Regions from separate parts of the Homo sapiens genome. Here region 2 is linked to region 1. Evidence: chromatin contacts called from ENCODE Hi-C or POLR2A ChIA-PET data. All regions are on one chromosome and are shown on one strand. The core of a region is the stretch at or near the end of the contact, and the rest is flanking DNA. Distances in the headings are between cores, read along the strand shown. Region 1 has its middle 140 kb from the start of RBMS3-AS3. Region 2 overlaps RBMS3 (RNA binding motif single stranded interacting protein 3).

Evidence for each region. Hi-C counts contacts between places; a loop is a spot of excess contacts on that map. ChIA-PET counts read pairs that join two places held with the same protein, here RNA polymerase II (POLR2A).
Region 2: a map of heart left ventricle shows a loop between it and region 1 (2.2-fold over the local background). The contact joins two enhancer-like sites. A Hi-C loop is called at or near these places in 1 of 168 maps with a recorded cell type or tissue (heart left ventricle). POLR2A ChIA-PET finds 5 or more read pairs at or near these places in 2 of 52 experiments (OCI-LY7 and WTC11).

What each region holds. Positions count from the first base shown.
Region 1 is chr3:29,138,635-29,143,414 of GRCh38, reverse strand. No RefSeq gene overlaps it. Among named protein-coding and RNA genes, the nearest start is that of RBMS3-AS3, 140 kb to the left of the region's middle. Within about 2 kb of position 2,494, at least 3 of the 41 ENCODE cell types and tissues checked have a DNase peak (open chromatin) inside an H3K27ac peak, as active enhancers do.
Region 2 is chr3:29,510,982-29,515,761 of GRCh38, reverse strand. The region is part of intron 3 of RBMS3 (RNA binding motif single stranded interacting protein 3); the gene reads right to left. Among named protein-coding and RNA genes, the nearest start is that of RBMS3-AS2, 130 kb to the left of the region's middle. RefSeq lists an enhancer at 1-476. Within about 2 kb of position 2,307, at least 7 of the 41 ENCODE cell types and tissues checked have a DNase peak (open chromatin) inside an H3K27ac peak, as active enhancers do.

The DNA.
Region 1 (4,780 bases), core at 1,245-3,744:
GAAAACAATAATGTTAACAGAGGAAGTCAACTGTTGAGGCAATAGTCACATTACAGGTGAAATAGCAATATCTATGCCACAAAACTAAAAAAAATAGCAGGAAATCATGAAAATACAATGGGGCAGCAATCGAAATGAACATGAACATACATGGAGTAACCTGTTCTATGGGGAAGGCACCACTCTGTGGTTAGGTGCGGGGCTTCAATGACTAGATGCCCAGGTTGGACATTTGTAGTGTGTAGGGCCAACCCTAGAGAGATGGTTTCTCATTCCATTTTAAAAACATATCTGATATTATATTCTGGTAGCTGTATTTATCCACCATTGCATGTTCTAAGACAGGCAGCCTGCTAGGTGGCACTAGCTGGGTGACCTTAACCAAGTTAGTTAACCCCTGTATAGGTCATTTTTCTTCTCTGAAAAATGGGAACACTTATACAAATAAGGTTATCTTACAGGGCTGTTATGAAGAATGAAATTGTATTTGCAGAGCACTCAAACCCTGCTTGGCATACAGTCTTATGTAAGTTTAAATATAAATGTACTGGGTAATTTACAAATATTATTTTACTTAATCCTATCACATCTACAAGATTATTATTCTCAAATCACATTTGATAGATAAATTAAGGTTCAAATTATATCAGTAACTTTCTAAGGATCACAGAGCTGGGAGTTGGCAGGGCTGGATTAGGTGTCTCACCTTCTTATTGTATCACACTACCACCAGCTCCAGGGCATAAAAAATGTCACATTCTAGCAGCCCGCCTGGCAACTTTCTCCACATTGAGGTTTCTGTTTCCTAACAGTTTATTTTCTAGAATAGTTCTTACCTTTAGAAATTGACCAAACTCTTTACCAGGACTGTCAGAAATGGTTAAATTACATGCAACCATATTGGGAATTAGAAGATAGGAGGAGAAATAGATTTTCTCATGAATATGCAAATGAAATTTATCTATATATTTAAAACAGGCATTAAGAGAAAATGTGAGCCTCTGTCAGAGATAGAATGATGCTGGAAGTAAGTTTGTGGAATTCACTATCTTAACTATTGTGAAATAATTATACTGTCAACACATTGAAGTTTCTTATCTAAATGTGAGCAACTCCAAGCCATACATCAGAATAAAGGTCCAAAAAAAGAAGAAGAAAGTTATAGAAATATTTTTCCCCCAATAATTACTAGAGGCTAAGGTTCAGATTTGCTTTTGTAAAGGCAAACTGACTGCCCATAGCCCTAATATCACATCTGGAAATTCCAAGTTCCGGCGTGCAAGCATTATGGACAAGGCCTCTGGAAAAATCTCATGCCAGGGAGAATTGTGGATTCTCTGCCATCCATGCTGAGCTTGGAATGTTACTGTCCTATTAAAGTTTCCAAGCTCTTTTCCCTAAGAAGCTTTGTGGGCACCCTGAGCAGGCCTTGCCCAGAGCCTTAGGACTCAGAAATAAATCAGAAAGGGAGGATACCTAAAGAGGAAAGCTAGAAGTAAACATATGGTGAGAGAGAAAAGAGGAGAAACGTGACTGTATCAAGTTGTTTGAGACTAAGCTTGAAAAGGCTACTTAAAAACAGGAAGGAGAGGGAAGCAACAGAGAGAATAGAGGCAGATGGAAAATTTAAACAGAGCCAAGAGAAAGGAAGGCAAAAGAGGAAAATTATGAACTATGGAATTAGATTTCATGCAAGGGAGTCATCAGTGTGTGGACTATGGCACGTTTTCAGAAGAAATTCCCCACAGTTCCTCCTACTTCAAGACAGAAAGTAGTATAAAGCATGAAGGAAGAATAGAAAGGAAAAAAGGAAAGGGAAAGGCCTATGATGATACATTTGTTAATCCTTCTATACCCTTCACTCTTATTCCATTTACTTTAGGATTTATTCCCATCTACCCAGTATATAGAGAATAAACAAAAATACAGGAGACTTGTATATGCATCTTTTACTCAGAGTTCAAAGCAATCCACGAATAACTCAAATGTTTATCATGCCTCACTGTCTAAAGCAGGATGTAAATGGAAAAGCAAGTCCTGAAGGGAAGAAAGCAAAAACCAGGTCATCCTGCTTTCTTCTCTGTTTCAAGTACCATTTGGCTTCTACCTTTCCCCTAACCCCCAAAGCACACTAAACGAATGTACTGCTAATACCAGCTACACCAGGCAGGACCTCCCTAAGGGGCCCAGATTTTCTCTCCCACTTTGTCTTCTGCTTCACTTCAAGATTACACATGAGCAAGGTTTCTGCTCACACTTAAGAATAAGATAAAGAAGAAAGAATCGTCTTACATATCAATTGGCAGTGATACCCCCCTACTCCCTTCAAGGCAGAGTGCCCTAACTGAATTTGATGCTGAAATTCTGGTTTTCAAAGAAGTTTCCTGGTTGCTGTACAGTTAAAAAGTTGTGCTGCTCTTGTCCCCTCCCTCTGACTTCAAAGCCTGCCTATTTGTGACATTAGCAGCTGCTGAGATGAAAGCAGTGAGGAAATCAGTCTACAGTGAGTGGACTGGGGCTGGCGGTTATATGTGTCTCTTTTATCCTGAATGAGAAGACTACAGAGAAAAATACAAATGATTTATTGTACACTGAGCCAGACAATTCTAACTTACAAAAAAAAAAACATCTAACAAATGCATGTTTCTCTACTCTCAGAAGATTCTATTGGGGTGAAATGGAGAGATTCCACTAGATTCCTCACATGCTTGTCTTATATTTATTTTAAAAGAGCAGTATTTCCATGATGAGAGAGCTTTCTGCTGAAGTTTCTATTGCATAAATGACACAAAATTATGCCCTCAAGTCCACAGAAGTGCTATGTTGGTCTCTAGCATATTCTAGTTTATTGGTTCTCAAATTCTGTTGAATAGCATGAAATTTAATTTTTAGTCTCATTACAGGAGCTGGGAAGAATTAAGATTGTAACTGTGACCTCACATTCCAGGAAAAATAAACTACTAAATCAAAGTGAATGCGTTGTTCAGCTCTATTTTAGTTGCAAATGACAGAAAACCCAAAATGAAACTAACTGAAGCTGAAAAAGAAAAATTATTGTGTCTTGTAACTGTGGCATCCAAGAGGAGATCACTTCCGATACAGTTCGATCTAAGGTATCAAGAGAGTGACAGGAGCTGGTTTATCTTTTTCCACCTCTCAGCTCAGCTCAATGCAGCCCATCTCCATATTGGCTTCTCTGTGAAGCAACCTTATGATGGCATGATAGCTACCAGCAGCTTTAGGCTTTAACTGTTACAAGCCTAAGTGCATTGGGGAAGAGAAAAAGTGGCTCTTACCAAATGCTCCTTAAAATCTCAGGTTTCACTGACGGGACTGACTGTGGTCACATCACTCCTGAAGCATCATTCGTTGAGATTAGGGAAGTTCTGTGCTCTTAATAGGTCGGCCTGAGTTATGAGTTCCCTTCTTTGAGGTCCACACAAACCTCATGAACTGAAAACTAGAGTTTCTCAGAGGGAAATTGTATTGTTACCCAAAGTAGGGTAAGTGAAATCTGAGCAGGCAAAACAAAAGACATATTAATGCATATATATATTATGCATATACTAATGCATAACAGATTATTTCGAAGATGTATTACTAATATGTGAATGTCGTTTCTCTATTAGTACTCAAAGACAAATGAGTGGTAACAGGTTGCAAAGGGATTTCAAAAATAAGAGATAAAATTTACCATGGATAAAATTCTATTTTTCTGTAGATTTCTATAAAATAAATATTTTATTTCTATTTTTTTTTTTAGCGGAACCCATCTATCCAGCATGATAAACATTAAGCATGAATGTTGTTCAACTGCTTGACACCTACAACACTGCTTGGGCAATGTGCTAATTGGGCCAATTTCCTATAAAACAGGGTCTAAGACACAGTCACCATTTATTCTCCTTAGTAATGACCAGTTATTGAGCCCCTATACGCATTAGATGCTGTACAAAGCACTCTTCAACATAAAGTCTCTAATTTTTACTCCAAGAAACTTTATGTCACTTGGATCAAAGTCACAGTTGGTTGGTGCTGGAGTCAAAATGTGAACCAAAATTTACCAAAGGGCCTGCCTAGGCCTTTTCACTTACGTTAAGGGGTCTTGAACTCACTGAATGTAATTCTACCAGGTTGTCATCTTTCGTACTTTGAGTTGAACTTGTCCCATTTTACCAACTTTAATCTTGGAGATGCTTGTACCACCCCTTGTGGCTTCCTTGTGTTTTACCCAGCTGTATAATTTGACCTTTCCATATGTTTCTTGTCAAGATCTTGATTATCACATACAAACACACTTATGCATGAAGGCAAGGAAAAGGCTTATAACAATATGCTGCAAAAAACCAACAATGATATCTCACTAGGTGGTAGGATTATGAGTAATTTGGATAGTTTTTTTCTCTTATGTTTTTCTGTACTCTCCAATATTGTATAATCAATATATAATAATTTTGGAATTTGAAATAACTACAGGAATTATGTTCTTAGAAATCTAACTTGTGACAAATGTTAGCTCTTCAGTAAATCTTTCCCTGATCACACACTCTCTAAACTTGCTTCTTTCTAAACTGAATTCTTTTACTATTTATTTTGCATGCTATTTATATGACACTTCTAACTTCCTGGTGGTAAAGCTGTGTTTTAATGCATATTTATTTATACCAGCCTTTCTAGGTGGGGATTTAAGATGGTATGAGTTGTGCACAGAACTCCTCTTTTTTGGGATAAAAGTCTTCTGGAGGGCAGGACTGTGCTTTATGCTCTCTCTATCCCCTAC
Region 2 (4,780 bases), core at 1,058-3,557, 370 kb before region 1:
TAAAGTGGACTAGCTCTCTGCAACCACAAGGCAAAGGCAGGAAGTGAAAGGTACACACCAAGTGCTGAGTGTCTAGATGGAGTCACCCTACTGCTCTGGATTGCTTACCTTCAGTCTCCTTCTTATGCGGTGTGAAAAACAGTTTAAGTCAGTGTTTAGTCATTCTTTCTATTATTAGCACATGAATGCAAGAGAAAGGATACATCCTTCCAGCCTGTCTTCCTGCATCTAGCTTTCTTCCTTCTTTGTCATTCCAAATTCTTTGCCAGAATCGACTTTCCAAAATATTACTCTGGCCATATTATTTCTTCTGCCTATAAACCTCTCCTTGGTTTCCATTGCCTTTATAACAAGCTCTTTACCCTAGCCTTGATGCAAGACCCTTCACCATAAGACGAGCTTGCATTCAGATTATATCACTTACTGTTTCCTTATGCAAGCACTGCACTTTGAAGACATCAGAAAATGTCATGCACTTCAACAACTTTCTGCCATTTCCATGCTCTTTCCTTTTCCAGGTAAATCTTTTCCTGCTATCCCTGCTAGATAAACTTACATTCATTTTGGAGAGCAAAGCTCAAATACTACCTTCCTCCTGCAGCTTTCACCTAAGCCTTTTCCAAACTTAAGGTCGATTTGACCACTTCCTCATTCTTTCTAAGAGCATGTTATTTACAGCACTACTGCATAGTACTTAAGAGCATATATTTGGGAACTTCCTGGACTCTATCAGGCTCTGTGACTTTGGAAGCTGATTGATCTTGAACATAGTGGCTCATTACCCTCATCTGTGAAATGCTGGTAACGTTGACATCTACCTCGAAGGGCCTCTGTAGGATTAAATAAGACATCTGGAGTTATTAGAAGAAAATCTGACATGCATAAAGTACTCACTGACAGTTAGGTATTATTTTTAGCTATTATCCTCATATTATTATATATATGCCTATCATATATACATATATATGCCTATCATATATATATATGCCTATCGTATATATGCTTATATATATATGCCTATCATATATATATGCTTATCATATACACATATATATGCCTATCATATATATGTATGCCTATCATATATATATATATATATATATATATATATGTGCCTATCACACATATATATATGCACCTATCTCTCCTCCCCTTGAGCATTTGGGGATAAATCGCTTCCTTTTTCTTATCCTCAGTGTCAATCACAGTGTTTTTCCAAAAGTACATGTTTGACAAATGTTGGATCAAATCACATTAGATTGAGCAACTCGTATGTGTAAATCCCATTCAGTGCTAAATGTCAGGTTACTAAAGTTCATTTTAATATGTGTTGCAGATGTTAAATGAGAAAACTACTACCAATCCCCATCCAACCCAAATCATTCTTGTCAAGAAAGCTTTTGAGATAGAGGAGCGACTACCTCTAAGGAAGTCTGAGTAGCTTTAGGTTGCCAAACATGGTGAGAGAGCATTCTGCCACATAAATTCCCCAGAGACGAATATAGGGAAGTACTAAAAATTTTAGAAGAATGGAGAATTGTGTCATTGCTACATCCTTAACAATGTTTAATTCAGACAACAGTCCCTGATTTTTTAAAGTGTGTAATAATCCCTTCCTTACATACTCTATGTTTTACCAATCTATTATATGCTTCCTATTCTAGGCTACTTCACGTTTAAATATAAATCAGTGCCTTCAAACATGCCAGGCACTGTGTTAGGCACAAGGAATAGAAAGATTAATAAGATTCTCCAGCCTGGGTAGAGAAAGCAAGGGCAGAGAATGCTTTAGAGAGTTATGAATATGATTCTATTTCCCCAGGGCATGATTGTGTCAAAGGAAGTCAGGAGTGTTGAATTTTGAGACCACATCCAACATTTTATTCATCTCAGCTATGGAAAAGCTAGGCAAGAAGGAAAGTATAGAATGAAATTAGGAAAGGAAAAGAACACATTTTTATAAGCTTGACTGTGGCCCAACAATATTTTTTTTCAAATAGAAGGCAACAGAAATGGGCAAAATATGTGGTGTCTCGCAAAGACAAATTTTACAGGCACCCTGCATACTTCTCACAAACTCTGTGTCCTCCTCCCAAATGAAATTATTATATATATAGATCATTCTAAAAGAACTGAAGAATCCTGGCAGGGTAATTAATGAATGACAGATCAGTCACCCATGTGAAAAAATAAAATGTGGCAAGAAATTATGGCTTTGTCAAGAACTTTGAGGTTTTTAAACTGAAAGCAATTTGTACAGTGACTATTGTGACCATACAACTTCCTAATCTCAGTTCCCATAAAGTCTGGGTGGGGGCCAGTTGGAATGGTTCATCTCAGTTGCAGAGATATCGTTCACAGAGGAAATAAAAGGATTTTAAACACTGGAGTCATTTCCTTTGGTTCTCAGGTCTTTGGTTAGTGATATCTTCGGCTCAATTCCTGCAGCCTAGCTTAGAAAAATAACGAAATCTGTTCCCTGAAAGGTTTTCCAATCAAACAAGTACAGTTTTCAACTCAAAACATTTAAGTCCAATAAAAGATTTTCCTTTGCCAGAGGGTTCTAGGAAGACTAACACCTTTCTAAGGTTCAGACTGCTCTCTAACAAGTTACATAAAAATCCGCCACCAGTGTAAATGTCAAATGCGAAAGGATGTGTTCAGGAGAGAGACCTATATAATCAAATCTCTAGCTGCTCCTTTGGAACTGCTGCTGAGGGGTCTTGCTGAAAATAATAGGGCCCTTTTATGACACATAGCACAAATGGTAATAGCAAGTTACCTCTCAAGTGGAACCTAAGAACTCTGGAATGGTTACCTGAATGTGGTGAGAGCAGACAAGCAGCGCTTTCCAAATATATCCTTCAGCTAAGGACTTTTGGAACTGCTGCAAGATTATAAAGAAAGGATAGATTGTTGGAATTTTCCTCTGCTCATATATATGCATTCTAAATGCCAAGGTTGGAAGCCCAGTGCACACAGTATTGTTCACATGCCACAGAATTTGAAATATTAGACAGCCTTTGTCCCAGATTGATCTACAAGGAACAGGAAGTATTATGGCTGTACCACCGCCGCTTTTTGTTTGGTGTGGGTTATTTCGTTTTTATTTTCCCTGAAAAGTCCTTAGTAGTAATCCTCAAGTCTTTGGGTCAGTTTCTTGATGAAAAGAAAGTCATAAAGTAGGATGGATCAAATATCAAATGGAAAATATAAATAAATAGAATTATGTTTATATCCTGATATCAAATCTTAAAGTTTTAAGACTTTTTAAATTACTTATTCCAGATATATTTGTGAATACTTATAAATCTTAATTATTAAATTAAAGAAGGATTAATGCAACATTTATAATCTCTAGATAATAATTTAATTCTAACTAATGTCAGATGAATCAAAATTTGTTCATTGCACTTATCACATGCTGCAGCTAAATGATAAATTACTGTTTTTAAAACCTTTTTCAAATGCCTAAATCCAACATTTAGAAATCTTTGATATATTTATTTAGAATTAAATTAGTATAAAAATGACAGAGCAGTCCTCTGCTTGGTAAATAATCCTGACTAACTGATGAAAAATAAGGAAGACCACCTTTTCATTGTGCAGACTTTCCCATTTTTTCTTTCTCTTGACTCTTATTTTTAGTAAATCTGAATAAAGAGTCAGAAATGATAAGGAAAAGGAGGCTTTTACTAAATGTGTCAGAAACACCTAGTGTTTCTGAAACCAGAAAAGGGAAAAAATATTAGTACCATAACATAAGATTTTAATTGCATGCAAATTTAAACCAAATGTTACTGGGAACGCTTGCCTTTTACTTTCTAACTTCTTCTCTCCAGGGAATTCCAAACCCAGGAGCACAGTGTTAACAAAGTGGCTCTGAATATGAACAGAAATGAAATTTCTGTTTTCAGTTAGTCTTGTGATACATATGCTTTCATTTTTTTCCCAAGACACAATTGGATCCTTCAACTTTAAAGTCATAATGTGAAAATCCCATTTTTGTTATTATTCTTATAAATGGTGAAGTGGTTGAGTAATATTCTCCAAATAAAGGCAAAAGGGGTGTTATTCTTTATGTATGATGGTCCTATGAGTAGGGTCCATAATTTTAATTATTTGTGCTGATTCAAACTCTTTTGCCTGGCTCCCCTTTATTTCCAACAGCAGACATTGGCAGTGTTGGGCTAAATATAAAGTTGAGGTCTTTTGACATGAGTTAGAATCAGTAGACCCAACATCGTGACTCACAGAGGCACCAACAAATACCATGGAAAAGTAAAACTAGTTCTCCACATGTTATATACTGAATATTAAAGTGACACAAAACACCCACGCACAGAACTAGTTTTATGCTATCGCCTGTTCATATACCTTATTAGGATCACTGTTAAATTTGAGAATCACACTTATTTTTAGAAATTTGGTTTAAAATAACCTTTTTTATTTATTTTATTTTATTTGAGATGAAGTCTCTCTCCGTCGCCCAGGCTGGAGTGCAGTGGTGCGATCTCAGCTCACTGTAACCTCTGCTCCTGGGTTCAAGTGATTCTCCCGCCTCAGCCTCCCAAGTAGCTGGGATTACAGGTGCATGCCGCCATGTCCCACTAATTTTTTGTATTTTTAGTAGAGGCAGAGTTTCACCATGTTAGCCAATAGGTCTTGATCTCCTCACCTAGTGATCCACCCACCTTGGCCTCCCAAAGTGTTGGGATTACAGGCGTGAGCCACCACGCCCGGCCAAAATTAACTTTTTATTTTAATCAGTTCTCATGGC